2 separate regions of the Mus musculus genome follow, and region 1 is linked to region 2. Evidence: chromatin loops called from intact Hi-C (ENCODE). Cell type or tissue: left cerebral cortex. All regions are shown on one strand.

What was found. Hi-C counts contacts between places; a loop is a spot of excess contacts. Peaks named below come from ENCODE experiments on the same cell type or tissue, not always from the same donor. Only the 100,000 strongest peaks of a DNase experiment are listed, where the experiment ranks them.
Region 1: a loop joins it to region 2, with 2.1 times the contacts of the local background. A loop is called at or near these places in 2 of 42 quality-filtered maps.

Annotation. Positions count from the first base shown.
Region 1 is chr17:69,117,277-69,125,276 of GRCm38, reverse strand. It overlaps a transcript of Epb41l3 not described here. Among named protein-coding and RNA genes, the nearest start is that of Epb41l3, 38 kb to the left of the region's middle. In left cerebral cortex, no CTCF peak of the experiment used is centred here; a DNase peak (open chromatin) is centred at 4,553.
Region 2 is chr17:69,345,674-69,353,673 of GRCm38, reverse strand. No RefSeq gene overlaps it. Among named protein-coding and RNA genes, the nearest start is that of Zbtb14, 34 kb to the left of the region's middle. In left cerebral cortex, a CTCF peak has its summit at 4,209 (motif pointing right); a DNase peak (open chromatin) is centred at 4,224; H3K4me3 peaks cover 358 bases.

The DNA.
Region 1 (8,000 bases), 230 kb after region 2:
TGCACATGCAAGCACTAATATTGAATATAAGCAAACATATACACTAGTATAGACTCCTGAGTATAGATGCATATATGTGCCGATTCACAGTCACATATATGTAAACTCTGGAACTAGAGTTACAGATGGTTTTGCAAATACATAAACTAGTTACTTTATCACCGTGAAAAAAATTTTCACCTGACCAACTTAAAGGAGGAAAGGCTTGCTTCTTTATCTGTGTATACAAGTGTGTGTGTGTGCATGTGTCTACTTGCATGTATGCATGTGTGCATGTTGCACATATGTGTGCATGTACATCTGTTTGTGCTCAAGCACTTGAATATGGAGGAGTCAGAGGACAACTTTTGGGAGTCAGCTCTCTCCTTCCATCACGTGGGTTCGAGGAAACATCAGGCTTCATGGCAATGCCTTTGCTAGCCAAGCAGCTCCCAAACCTAGAAAGATTTCTTTTGTCTCATGGCTTCATGGATTTGCATCCACAAGTCCACAGCTCCATTGAGTCTGGGCCCATGTTAAGGCAGAACACCGCAGAGATGGGAGCAGGTGGTGGGGGAAGATGTTCACTTTTTAATAGAAAGGAAGCAAAGAGTGAGGAAGGGACTGGGGTCTGGGTGTGACCTTCCAGGCATGCTTCTATGGACCTACTTCCTGCAGGCACATATTCCATCTCTTAAAGTTTCCAGTCTTCCAAAACAGTGGCATGTTGTTCATAAATTATTCTGTGGGTAATATACATTCGTACACACATATAGATATATACATATACATTCATACACACATATAGACATACAATCATGCAAATGTGTGGAGAACATATCCATATGTTCTCAAGCTCATACATGGCTTGTCTCAGCTCTTCTTAGACACAGCCATGCCTGCCTGGATATTGCCATGCTCCCACTACGATGATAATGAACTGAGCCTCTGAACCTGTAAGCCAATCTCAATTAAACGTTGTCCTTTATCAGTTACCTTGGTCACTGTGTCTCTTCACAGCATACGCAGGCACATAAAGAATGAGATAAATTGTAAGAAACACAGTACAGACAACATGTACACACAGTCATGAGGAAGCATGAAGGTCAATATACTTCCATAAGTAGTGACCATATTCACACATGTGAATGTATAGATGAATACACCTACAGCTATATAAATAGACACACATGGATGTACATAGATAACCATGCACAAATACATAGATATGTATAGATAACCACATGTATGTGACCACACTTGTCTGGTTTTTTTCTGTATTGCTCAAGAGGTGTAGTAGCGGCTGCTGAGATTCCTTTCTTACTCTAGCTCCCCCAGCACATGTTTCACAGCGATAGACTTGAGAGAAGCAAGATCAGTGTGTTGCCATGGAGCCTTCAGCCCCATAGCTTCCATTTGGGGTCTCCTGCTTACATCCATCATGCATTTGTAGCATGGCCTTAGCATGGCTTGTCCCTTCACGTCAGGGGTCACAGGTACCTATGGTTGTATGCAATGTCTAATTCTCTGGAGAATAAGAACCAAACCCATACGTGGCTATACAAGATAAACTTAGAAGAAGCTAAGTGGCCAATATTTGAAAACTTGTGTTTGTACTATGGGGAAAGGTTATGAAACATATATATACATATATATATATACACACACATATATACACACATATACATATATACACACACATATATGTATATATATGTTACAAAAGTTGTTTATATTCATGCATGGAAGACAGAGGCTAGATTAAAGCCAAAATGAGTAAGAAGCAATTTTTATCATGAAAATAATGAAAACACAAATAATTATTATAATTACTAATAAATTATAAATATATACTTATATATAAGTATATAAAATTATAATTTATAATAATTATTATTATAAAGAAAACTAGTTTATATTTGGCTATTGTTAACTGTCCTTTTTTAAGCTTAATTCTGGGGACTTTATCCTGAAAGTATCTAAATTTTAAGTTTTTTACTAGGGTTGAAAAACAGTGTTATAATTTTTATCTTAAGTGTCTCTCAAATGTTCACACATTGAAAGCTGGCCCTGGTGGTGGTTTTATTGGAACATGATGGATTTGGGAGCTAGAGCCTAGAGGAAGTTGGTCATTGGAGATGTAGCCACCAGGAGGTGATGGATCCCTGGCTGTCCTTCTCACTTTCATGAGAAAAGTGAGAGTTTCCTCCATCCCGCATGTCCACCATTATGCCCTTCTCCACAGGCCCAATCAGCTGTGAACTGAAGCATCTGAAGCCAGCAGGGAAGCAACCCTCTTCAGCGACCGTCTCTCATACTCAGTCACAGGATGGAAAGCCAAGGAGGAAAAAGGGACAAAGAGAAAAGGGACGGTGGCTATGATACCCTTTCCACATTCGTGCTGATGTGATTAGTGAGATGGGTTAAGAATCAGAAACAGAATGCAAAAATGCCAGTGCCCGAAAGGAGCCTCCTCAAATGCTCACTATAGACAGAAGTAAGAAACCATGTAGTTAGTACAGGAAGAAAAGAGAATAGACAATATACACATGTGTATAAACATGTGTGTGCACAAACATATGCATGCACACACATGCATACACACATGCACATATGCATACACACATACACATATGCATACACACATGCATGTACACATGCAAGTATGTAACCTCCCCCATCCCCTCAGCCTGAAACCTGTTTGCTCAGGTTTCACTGTTTGCATGGGGTGGAGCCTGCCGCTCAATCGTTCTGCCACGCCCACTGCTGGAGCCTGCCACCTTGCTGTTCTGGAGCCATACATGTGGCCACCCTGCAACTGGACCCCAGGATTATTTGGCGGGAATTAACCCTTTCCCCCTGCTTCATAACTCGGTGCACGAATCAGTAAAATTGAGCTTTGATCAAAATCCTGTTTGACTTGGCTCCGTTCTTTCTTCCATCCGTCTAGTTCCTTTCTTTCAGCTCGAGCTGCCATCTCAGTCGTACCGTTCCTCGCGAGCCGCTGGTCGGCCCCGCAACACAAGTACACACATGCACACACATGCACACACACACACACACACACACACACACACACACATATGTACACATTACAGTTTACTTTGTCACAGTCTATCAAATATCATGTAGGTCTCTGCATAGAAATCTAATTTCCTAAAGACAAAGATACTACATTCCCAGCCCAACTTTCAACATAAAATGCAGGAAAGGAAAAAAAAAAATACACATGTGAAGTGTTATCCCAAGCTAGAGGTTCTGGAGTTTTTATAGAAAAATCCCTGGAGATTTCCATTTAAAGAGCAAAGAGTTTTCTCTCAAACTGACTTTCAGGGCTAGGGACCCCGTGGTCTCTCAGTGGCTTTTCTCACATGACAGCAATCGGCAAATGGGTCAAAGATAATAATCTGATAGCTGCTGGGAGCCACTGCCATAGGGAGAGGCACAGAAAGCCACAGTTCTTCATCTCAGATGAAGAAGACGGTGGAGGAAGGATCCTGGTGGAAGAGTCAAAGCTTGGCAGCTGTCTCAGGATTGTTAGAAAGCTGTGATTTACATAAACACCGCCACAGAGGATCGAACTACATCTGGAGTCTACAATTTAATTTCTCTCAGCATTCAACAGATGTTTACTTATTGATTTTTAAACAGAATATGTTTAAGGATAGTTTAAAGCTAATGTTTCCTAAATACTGTAGATGAAACTTGGTATTTTTTTATGCAGCTCAAGTGATTTTTATCCTAGAAAAAGAGTCCTAACAAAGTCCAAGGCAATGAGCTCCCAAGCCCTCGGTTCTGAGTTAAAGAAGCAGAACCTCTGAGGGATAGATAGTTGCTCGTCTGTACAAATTGTGTCTGAGCTGCAAGCAGAACCTGAGCGGCAGTTTTCACCTTAAAGGTTTAAAATCTCCTGAAAGTTTATGTGCCTCCCTTAGAATGTAAAAGCACACATCGTAAGTGTATAAACACAAATAAAACTATCTCCTGATACTCATGGGGCGACAGGAGATTCAGCAGCACCCAGTACAAAGCTGGGATCTCCGAGGGGGTTAAAAAAAAGAGGGAGGCAGATAAACAATTAGCCACGCCCACCAGCCCCTGCAGACTTCTTGGCAGGGAGCCACAGAGCAGCCAGGAAGCTGGCAGGTACCCTGGGGGGAATTCAAACATCCACGCGGTGAGACAGCCCTATCAGACTGTATAGGGAAAGCTGCTGAACACAGATAGGAAAAAAACTTGAAAAGATTCTGGAATTCTTGAGCTGCAGACAGAGAGGTGTGATTCTGGCAAATAATTATTGTCCACTGTGTTTAGCACACTAGTCTAACTTTCAGACTAGGCGGCTGAGACCTATAAGCCACAAAATCAGTGTAGAACGCCATGACCGTCCCCACCAGTGTTTGTTAGCCCCCGCTAAACCAGCAGAGGTCCCGCTGAGCCGCTGTATGATTCCTACATCAATTTAATAACAGCTTTTTATTGAGGGGGAATCTGGGAGACAGGCAATCAGCTTCTCACTGTGAAAACGAAGCCTGAAAACGCAGAGTGACAGAGTGTTGCTGAGTCGCGCGGTTTTGCACACGTCCACCTGACTGGAGCCCTCCTCCCACCCATCCACACACTCCCAGGCATCTGAGCTCACTGCCATTCTCTGAGGTCACATGTATATCTCTAGACAGCCACATAGTCCTGAACCAACAGCTTTTGCTCCGTCTCTGTTTTCAGAATATGATCCAGGGTAGCTGACTAGAAGCTGAGAAGGTTGCCACCAGAAAAACGTGGCAGAAGCACCTCTCTTTTGCCTCCTTTTCCTCAATCCCTTTCCCCAGATATATTAGCATATCTGCACAGGATATGAAGCCAACATGGTGTTCATTGCTGTAGTGATTCCACCAAGGCCCGTCACTAACCACAGGCAGCTTAGAAGAGGAGAGTCAGGCTGTCATCTGCCAACAGTAACTACCTTTGAAACGTATGTGCTGAAAACGTTTCAGAGGCATGGCTGTAAAACACAATTCTCATGAGTTTCATCAGCATGTTTCTGATCTTGATCAAGTCTATTTTTGTTTGTTTGTTTGTTTGTTTGTTTTGTTTTGTTTTGTTTTGAGACAGAGTTTCTCTGTATAGCCCTGGCTGTCCTGGAACTCACTCTGTAGACCAGGCTGGCCTCGAACTCAGAAATCTGCCTGCCTCTGCCTCCCAAGTGCTGGGATTAAAGGCGTGTGCCACCACTGCCCGGCTTGATCAAGTCTTTTATGCACAAACTCTTTACCTATAATGCCACTGGGAATTAATGCACAGAAAAACTAGCCAATAACCTAATTTATTTCCTATATACACACCAGAGGAGTATATGTGGATCAGTTAGGCAGATCTAAAATTCTTAGAACACATGTGCTACATGGGTTAGATATGTTAAATGAAATAACCACATTCTCACACTATCGCAGCAACCACTGATTCTGACCCATTTCATTATTTTGTTAGCAAATGAGCGAATTCCTTATTAGCTCTCATTTAAATGTGTGAGTCCTGATAATAGCTTTACACAATTATTCCGCTCTCTGAGCCTTTTCTTCATCTTCAAAGATGTTCATCCAGTGTTGTAAGGGTTAAAATGTATCAGCAAAAAATAATTTCAAAATTCTTTCTAGAAAAAAAATGAGATACTAGGAAAGGAGTAAGTGAAAAGAGAAGAAGAGATCGTGGCAGGTGGTAGATAGTAAGTGAAATTTCTTACCAGAGCAATTAATAAACATATGAAAACAACTCAGACCCATCCTTGGCGAGACTCCCCAATGTCTCAAGTTATTCTATCTGATTCAAAGTGAGAATCAACAAATGTAAAGCACTTCAAAGAGGAGACGGACTTCAATAAAAATGGGCGGGCGCTAAGCTCGGACTGGGATGATGAGTCAGGAAATGGGACGGTGCCCAGAACTTTGAGGCTCTTACTGTATCTATCAATGGCTGCCTTGTTTCCAGGAGTGAGCAGTTTCCCAAAAATTAATATAATGATCTTTTTATCCCTCCAATGTTTATCTGATACTTTTCAAAAAAAGGCGGACTTGAAAACTGAAATCTAAAAACAAAACAAAACTGGAAATCAATACGCCTAGCACCTGGGTCCATGTTACTTTCCGTTTTTTGGAGATTCCCATTTGCTCTAGGGGAGTCTGTGCTTGTACGTGGACGTTGAAGTCTAGCTGGGGAAAAACTATTACCAGTGTGTGCCATCTGTCCCCTTGCTACATACAGCATCTGTGGCATGTTAGATTACATGTATCTTTATGTATGTATATTTACATGCTTGTGCGTATATACGCTTGTGTGTATCCATAGGCAAGCCAGAAGTTGGCTCTAGGTGTTTTTCTCCAACCGATTGTTTTTTAGACAGAGCCTCTCCCTGACCCTTTCAGCCTTTCAACGTTGCCTCTCCAGGGATTACAAGTGTGCAAGCCACACCCAGATTTTCTTTACCTAGGGGGAAATCAAACAGCTGTTCATGCATGTATAATAAGCACTTTATTGAATAAGCCATCTCTAACCTCATATGCATATTTTCAAAGACATTTATTCGTCGAGGCTGCACTAGACAGGGAAATGCAGACTCACTCATGCTATAAGCAAGTAGTCTAAAAGAGTTTAAAGAACTAATGAATTGTATTATATTGTGATTGTGCGTGGAGTTATTTGAAATAAATAGGATTTCATGTATGGTAATTTAAGCTCTTCCTGAAGATAATTATTTGGCAGCTTGGTTATTCAGTCTGCTTCATGAAGCCTGAAAACATGGCACATTTATAGGCAGGTGCTGGAAATACAGACTCTGTCTTTGAATCCTTAGTGTCCCAGATAATCAGAGCTATCAGGTTTCAATCTGCTCAGGAAAAACTCACAGTTTATTAGCCGTGTATGTGTGTAACTAGGTAGCAAGTCTTTAATATTCTATAGCAGCCTGAGAAAGTGGACGAGGTTGTGCATTTTGGTTTATAGAAGTTATAAAATTCCCTAAAATAGATGTGGATGTACATCTTGAACACAAAAATTCAATTAAGCCACCATCTCTGCCAGGTATCCGTTTGTAAGGGTTATAACCGTGGAGCTTTGGGGAACTAGAAGTTATCAGGGTGAGATAGGAAAGTGTGGAAGCTTAGCCTGGTGATCGTGTCACAAGGCTGGAGGGGGAAATAATCCAGGGGAAGTTATGTGTCAATGTGGACCAGACCCGAAGTAGGCAAGAAACCTGTCCCCTCCCTGCTTCTGCCTCTGAGGTGGCACTTATCAGAATTTGCAAATAGCATAAAAAGAACCAACAAAGGTTAATTTTTTTAGAAAAGACATTTTTATGTGTTTGGGGTGTGTGTGTGTGTGTGTGTGTGTGTGTGTGTGTGTGTGTGTACGGGCACATGTGTGCTTGCCTACGTCCAAGTGTGCCATGTGCAATGAAGGTACCTGCAGAAGCCAGAACGTATGGATTCTCCTGGAGCTGGAGTTACACACAGTGGTTGTGAGACATTGTATAGGTGCAGGAAACTAAGCCTGGTTCCTCTCTTAGAACAGCAAGTGCTCTTAACTGCCAAGCTTACCTCTCTAGCCCAAATTCTAGGGGGGAGGCAACTCTTTCCTAATGCAACCTATTAAATAAAAGCCTTTAATGAAATGACATCATTTTGTGTGATGTAACTGAGACCTAAGGTGAGAACAAGGTGCTTCCCACAGAATGAATGTAAACCTACTAGAAGGAAAGACTTGCGTTCTTCAGGCAACACTGAAACTCCACTTAACAGGATCACAATATTGCTCACACAAAAGTCCACTACAGCAATGCCCCGGAAAGCTGTATCAGTGCCATGGACACTGACGGCAATACAGAATGCAGAAAGTATTAGGTGCTATCACGAAACCACTGAGCTAGGAGATGCAAACTGAAATAACAAGTCTCTTGTCCGCAGGAGTTTCAAGGACCCCCCTAATCTCCAGAAAGTGTGTGTGGTGAACTTGGAGAACATACACGGCTT
Region 2 (8,000 bases):
GTGTGTACATATTTATCATCTCTTTATTATCTATCAGTCATTTATCATTTATCCAACAGCTATTTTCTATTTATCCATTTATCTATTTTATTGATCATCTATCTATCTATATATCTATTAATCATTTACCTATTATCTTTTTTTAAAGATTTTATTTATTTTATGTATATGAGTACAGTGTTGCTGTCTTCAGACACACCAGAAGAGGGCATTAGATTCCATTACAGATAGTTGTGAGCCACCATGTGGTTGCTGGAATTTGAACTCAGGACCTTCAGAAGAGCAGTCAGTGCTCTTAACCACTGAGCCATCTCACTAGCCCATTTACCTATTATCTATATATCAATCATTTATTATTTATTTACTTATTATCTACGTGACAATCATCTATCAATCATCTATTATTTATCATCTATCTATCAATCATCTACTATATAACCTAGTATCTATCTATCTTGCAATTTACTTAAATATAGGAGGATTGACTCACATGACCATGGGGACCACTGGGTCTAAACTCTGCCGAGTAGGCTATCAGGTTAGGGGCAGAGAGCAGCAGATGCTGCAGTTTTTAAGTGAATGCAGTCTTTGAGGCTGAACTTTTTCTCAAGAGACCTAAATCTTTTCTCCAGTGGCCTTCAGTTGCCTGGAAAAGAATCACACACATGTTGGACAATAACTATCACCCCAGTCTATTGGTTTAAAGGAAATCACAAGGGGCTCACCCTCACAGCATCATTTAGACTCATGTGTGCGTAAGTAAAATGATATAAAATTAACAAGACAAAGAGGTTGTGCATATTTTCATGTGTTTATTGCTATCCATGTATTATTTGTGTGCTGTGTATTGATTTGGTTACAATACCTTACCAAAGTCCGTGAGCATTTCAGTTGAGTTGCTTATTATTAAATTGTAACGATAAGCTTTATATTTCAGATATAAAGCACTTGTTAGAAATACCCTTAATTACCTGCTTTCATCCTATATGCTTTTCTCCCTTTGATTTAAATTTTATTGCATTATGATGAGAAAAGATACATAATTTCAATTTATCTGAATTTGTTAACATTTAAAAACATATTTTGAGTAAATAGACTTACATCACATTCTTCTTTCCCTTTTGTACCCCAACTCCTCCCGGAGAGCCCTCCCCCTTCAAAACCTGCAATACCTTTCGTTTTTTATCATATTCTTTAAAATTTATAAAATATTGTAACAATAAAAATGAGTATTATAAAAGTTGTTTGATATAAAGCAACAATCAGTTGAACAGTCTTATGTAGATATTTGTCTACAGCAATACTGAAAATACATACGTTTTTCTCAATATAAATTTTAAATATATATTAAAATATATTAACATATATTTTAAAATAATATATCACTATTAGTTTTTTAATGAACATAAATAGATACAGTCTTTTTGTTTGTTTGTTTTGTTTGTAGTAGAGCTTAAAATCTTGGCTTACTGTGGTATAAACACAAAATAAGAACAGTTTTTGGACATTGGAGTTCATTGTAATAAGGCTGTACTTGAATATCCCTCACATCATCAAAGGATTTTACCTCCATAGTAGATAGATAAGCTAAGAGTTGACAGTTCTGCTGTACCAAGGAATTAACTGTAGGCACGATTTTTGGATACAGATTTCCTGCTACGGTCAAAGCTATTTGACTTGAGTGATTGTCGTCATTCTCAGCCGGCAGAGAACAGGTTACATTCATTTAAGAAATGGTGTGTGTTTTGAGATGGTCTATCCATGAAGTCATTCATCAACTGTTTCAATGAAGAATGGTTCTGCTTGGAGGGTGGCACAGACGTTAGGCGAGGGTAAGATTCTGGTTCCTTGGCTGTGATGATTTTCAAAAGCATTCATTTCAGACTAAGAGTAACTTATAAAGTCCCCTTCTTCAAAATTGATACAATAATTATAAATATCAAGCAAAGCCTTCAAAATTGAGACAATAATTATAAATATCAAGCAAAGCCTTCAGTCTCACTCTTTGTTGTTCTCTTACAAGCCACCTCCCAAATTAATTGTCTACTTTTCTTTTGGCTGTATAAATAATTTTGAAATGTGTAAGCTGTTCTGAAAACCACAGCATGGTGTCAAAACATCAAATAAATAATCCTATTAATATAGAGGCTAAGATAGGAGAAGCAAAATTTTAAGGCCATTATGTGGCACTGTCATGTACAAACAAGCAGAAAGTGTATATGGATTGTATAATACTGGACCTATTTCTCCCATTACTAAATTAGACAGCCGACAAATTTCTAATTCCTCATATTTTTGAATTTCAATTGATTAGGATAAATTGGTAATATTAACTTTCATATTAAGAGATATTAAGGAAAAGTGATTGTTGCTTCCTGTTAATTTTCTTGTTAGAGGTGGAATTAGTTTGTGTGGGTTTGTTGAAAGATGATAACTTTCTTGCTTCTTCTTGGGAGTAGTTTCACTCCTTGTGTTGGTGTTTTCCATCTATTATCCTTTGTAGGGCTGGATTTATGGAAAGATATTGTGTAAATTTGGTTTTTTCATGGAATACCTTGGTTTCTCCATCTATGGTAATTGAGAGTTTTGCTGGGTATAGTAGCCTGGGCTGGCATTTGTGTTCTCTTAGGGTATGTATGACATCTACCCAGGATCTTCTGGCTTTCATAGTCTCTGGGGAGAAGTCAGGTGTAATTCTGATAGGTCTGCCTTTATATGTTACTTGACCTTTTTCCCTTACTGCTTTTAAAATTCCTTCTTTGTTTAGTGCATTTGATGTTTTGATTATTATGTGACAGGAGGAATATCTTTTCTGGTCAAGTCTATTTGGAGTTCTGTAGGCTTCTTGTATGTTCATGGGCATCTCTTTCTTTAAGTGAGGGAAGTTTTCTTTTGTAATTTTATTGGAGATATTTCCTGGCCCTTTAAGTTGGGAATCTTCACTCTCTTCTATACCTATTATCCTTAGGTTTGGTCTTCTCATTGTGTCCTGGATTTCCTGGATGTTTTGGGTTAGGAGCTTTTTGTTTTTTGCAGTTTCTTTGACTCTGTTTTGTTAATGTTTCCTATGGTGTCTTCTGCACCTGATATTCTCTCTTCTATCTCTTGTATTCTGTTGGTGATGCTTGTATCTATTATTCCTGATCTCTTTCCTAGGTTTTCTAACTCCAGGGTTGTCTCCCTTTGCTGTTTCTTCTTTATTGTTTCTATTTCCATTTTTAGATCCTGGATGGTTTTGTTCATTTCCATCACCTGTTTGATTGTGTTTTCCTGTAATTCTTTAAGGGATTTTTGTGTTTCCTCTTTAAGGGCTTCTAGCTGTTTACCTGTGTACTCCTGTATTTCTTTAAGGGATTTATTTATGTCCTTCTTAATGTCCTCTATCATCATCATCAGAAGTGACTTTAGATCTGAATCTTGCTTTTCCAGTGTGTTGGGGTATCCAGGACTTGCTATGGTGGGAGAATTGGGTTCTGATGATGCCAAGTAACCTTGGTTTCTGTTGCTTATGTTCTTATGCTTGCCTCCTGACATCTGGTTATCTCTAGTGCTACCTGCTCTGGCTATGTCTGACTGGAGCCTGTCCTTCCTGTGATCCTGGTTGTGTCAGAACTCCTCCAAGTCAAGCTGTCTCTGTGATCCTGTGATTCTGGGATCCTGTGACACTGAGATCCTGATTGTGTCCGAGCTCCTGAGAGTCAAGCTGCCTTTGGGACCTTGAGATCCTGGTGTGACCAAGTTCCTGGGATCCTGTGATCTCTGATCCTGGGCGTGTTGGAGTGCCTGGGAGTGGAGCTGCCTCTAGGTGTTGTGAGGCTGGCTGCGGAATTTCTGTGTATGCTTTTTATTTTCCTCATGGTATTAATTTAAGCACAAACATTTTTCTGATATTTAATTTACCATTTCTTCCTTCATCTCTAATGTCTTATAAAAACAAATCACAAGGCCACAATTATTTATTCTTGTTTTTTACTAAGAGATTTTAGTCTTTACTTTTTTATATTTAAAGTCATGATCATTTTGGAGGAAATTGTATGTTATGTGATTCTTGAGTTGTTCTATTATTGTTTCTTGAAAAGATTATTCCTTCTCATCAAGTGGTTGGGGCATCCGTGTGAGACATCAGTTGACCATAATATTAAAGCTCTCTTTATGAATGCTCAACTCTGTTTCATTCACTTGTATGATAACTTTTAAGCCACAAGATGGCAGTGTTTTATGCCCAGGTTCCTCAAGGCTGCCTGCGCTGCAGGGTCGCCATCCAAAGGGGAGGAGAGCAAGGGATCTCCCACAGAGACAGGTGATTGGAGGGGATGATTTTCCTCCCAGACAAGGCAAGCGGAGTTTGGGGGTGCGGGGTGTGGTGAGGGTTGGGGGACCTCCCAGTGTCTCCAAAGGGCAGAAGTGTGGGTTTTTTAATTGCTACAGAGTTTGTCTTCTGTATAGACAGAGAGCGTTAGGAATGGACTTGTGTTATGTAAGCAACTTTGCCTAGCTAAGCATGTGTTTATCTTGCGTCTATTTAATGCAATGGATGTGTAAGACCTCGAGGTTTGCCCCTAGACAGCTTTGAGCTAATGGTCCCACTGCAGTGAGGAGGAAATCAGATAGGGAAGTACAGAAAGCCAAACTAGTAACACAGCAGGGCACCGCCTGATTATCAAAGACAAGAGGCAAGCCTTGAGCTTTAAGATGAGGACTTGATCTTGTTGTTCTTCCTATGGGTTGCAAACCCTTCAGCTCCTTCAGTCCTTTCTCTAACTCCTCCATTGGGAACCCCGTGCTCAGTCCAATAGTTGCCTGTGAGTTGCCTCTGTATTTGCCAGGCACTGGCAGAGCCTCTCAGGAGACAGCTATATCAGGCTCCTGTCAGCAAGCACTTCCCAGCATCCACAGTAGTGTCTGGGTTTGGTGACTGTATATGAGATGGAACCCCTGGTGGGGCAGTCACTGGATGGCCTTTCCTTCAGTCTCTGCTCCACACTTTGTCTCAGTATTTCCTCCCGTGAGTATTTTGTTCCCCCTTCTAAGAAAGACTGAAGCAGCCACACTTTGGTCTTCCTTCTTCTTGAGCTTCACCGCGGTCTGTGAACTGTATCTTGGGTATCAACCAGCCAGACCCCCACGAGCTCCCAGAAACTAAACCACCAACCAAAGAGCACACATGGAGGGACCCATGGCTCCAGCTTCATGTGTAGCAGAGGATGGCCTTGTTGGACATCAATGGGAAGAGAGGGCCTTGGTCCTGGAAAGGCTCGATGCCCCAGGGTGGGTGGGAGAACATCTTCATAGAAGCAAGGGGAGGGAGGGTGGAATAGGGGGTTTCTGGAGGGAAAACCGGGAAAGGGGATAACATTTGAAATAACCAATAAAAATATAAAATATCCAATAAGAAAGATGAGGAAATGAATCCTCCAATTCTGTGCTTTGTTGAGGTTGCTTTGTCTCTTCTGGTTTCTATCACCCACGAGTTTTAGGATCAGCTTGTCAGTTTCCATGGACGAGCTAGCTGCAGTTCTGATAGGAAAACTACGCTAAGTCATGTGACCAGTCCTACCTACGTTTTTCTAAACCTCAAATATGGGCAAGACTTTTCACTGATTTATGTCTTACTTAATTTATCTCAGTGACATTTTAGAGTTTTCAGTGAACAGGTTTTTCTTCCTTGTCCTGATAAATGTATACATAAAGATGTTTTAAAAATCTTTTATTATTTGCAGTGGTCTATGTATCTCTGTGGGGTGTGTGTGTGTATGTGTGCCTGTATTGGAGGAGACCAGAAAAGGGCATTGAATCCCCTGGCTCTGGAATTTCAGGTGGTTGTGAGCCACTTAATGTGGATACTAGGAACCGAACTCAGGTCCTCTGCAAGAACTATGCCCTGTGAATATGCATAATTATTATTAATAAAATTTTAAATTATTTAAAAATATTAATTAAAACTCTCAAACATGTATAGGGATAAATGCATTAAACAAAAAATGCTTAATGCAAAAATCATTGTATCAAAATGTAACAATGCAAGGCTGGGACACTGTATTTGAAGTAAGTGATTGCTGCACAGAGCATGGAGACCTGAATTTGGATCCTCAGTCCCTCTGTAAAAAACTTAGGTATAGGTTTATACCTATGATCTAAGTAATTGGACGCAGAAACAGTAGTGCTCACCACAAGCCAGTCCAGACCATCAGTGAACTTCAAATTCTCTGAGAAAACTTGTTTCCAAAAATAAAGTGGAAAGTGAGAGAGGAAGATACCTAATGTCAACCTTTGACCTCCATACCGAGCACACATGGGTGCAGTACTGCCAGACATGCATGCACACCTACCTATACATGCACACATGTGTGTAGGTACTTCCAGACATGCGTACACACCTATACACATATACACAGATGGAGGTACTGCCAGACATGCATGCAACATCTATACATGCATACCCAAATGCAGATACTGGCAGACTTACATCTAATACCTATATATGCACACAGGGATGCAGTTACTGGCAGATATACACACCCATGTACATGTCACACACAAACACACACCAATTCTAAACATGTTAGTGAAACCTTAGAATAAATGGAGGGGCATGACATGCTAATGTATTAAAGACTTTGAATAGCATCTATATTAATGAATTAAAACATGCAAGGCAGCTCTCCAAAAATTGATCGATATATTCAATAGTTTGTCAGCTCTCCAAAAATTGATCGATATATTCAATACAGTTACAACTTATAATTCCAGCAGGTTTCTTTGTTATAAAAGTTTGCAAGTTAGTTCTAAGTTTTATTTGGAAGTGAAAAATGCAAAGAATATTGAAAATAAATTCACTGCTCAGGCCCTCAGTGCTGGATAAGATTTATTATAACGCCATTGAAATTAAGTGTTGTTTGTCCACAAGGACAGCTGAAAGCACAGAGCAGAGAAGCCACGATCAGCCCACGGTAAAATCGATGACTGATTTATGGAAAAGCACACACTGCTAACAAGTATGGGAGGAATTGCTTGTCTAATCAAATGTTTTGGGACAAGTGGGAATCTAAATATACAGAATTAATCTTGACCCCTGACAAAAATCCAGCAGAGAGAGGGAAGGTCAACCAAGAAGTCGTTGCCATTTGATGAGACTTTTGGGAGATGGAGGTTCAGTTTTCTTTAAGGGAACTTAGCCCCTGGTAGGTCAAGCAGGCTCTGGTGGATGGCCTCACATCTAGGAGTATGTGGATGACACACATTGGACCTGATGAGTTAATTTTATTAGAAAGGGCATACACAAAGGTGGAGAAGATAGGGAGGTGGGGACTGACCTGGGAGGAGCCAGGAGCTAGGATTCGCTAAGGCTGAACTGGATGAACTAGCCAGTTGCACTAGCCTTGGCCCCGCCCTGGGGCGGAGACTCTAGGAGGGGGGTGGGGGTTCGTGGTTTGGAGGCGGGGTCTCGCTAGGAGGTGCATTGGGGGGGGCGGGGCCTATGAGCCAAGAGCAACAGAGTGTCAGTCAGCCAAGGAGGAAAATGTCTAATATACATTGCCTGACATTTCTAAAGTGTGTGTGTGTGTGTGTGTGTGTGTGTGTGTATGAATATATATGTATGTGTGTATATATATATATGCATATATATGTATATATATATGTATACACATAAATATGTATACACGAATATACATATATGAATATATGCGGTGGCTTGAATATGCTTGGCCCAAAAAGTGGTACTATTGGGGGGTGTGGCCTTGTTAGAGTAGGTGTGGCCTTGTTGGAGGAGTGTATCACATTGTGGATGAGCTTTGAGACCCTCCTTCCTAGCTACCTAGAACAGAGAGTAAGCCCCTGGCTTCTTTTGGATGAAGATGTAGAACCCTCAGTTCCTTCTCCAGTGCCATGTCTGCCTGGATGCTACCCTGCTTCCTGACTTAATGATAATGAACTGAACTTTTGAACCTGTAAGCTAGCCTTAATTATATGTCCTTTGTAAAAGTTGCCTTGGCCATGGT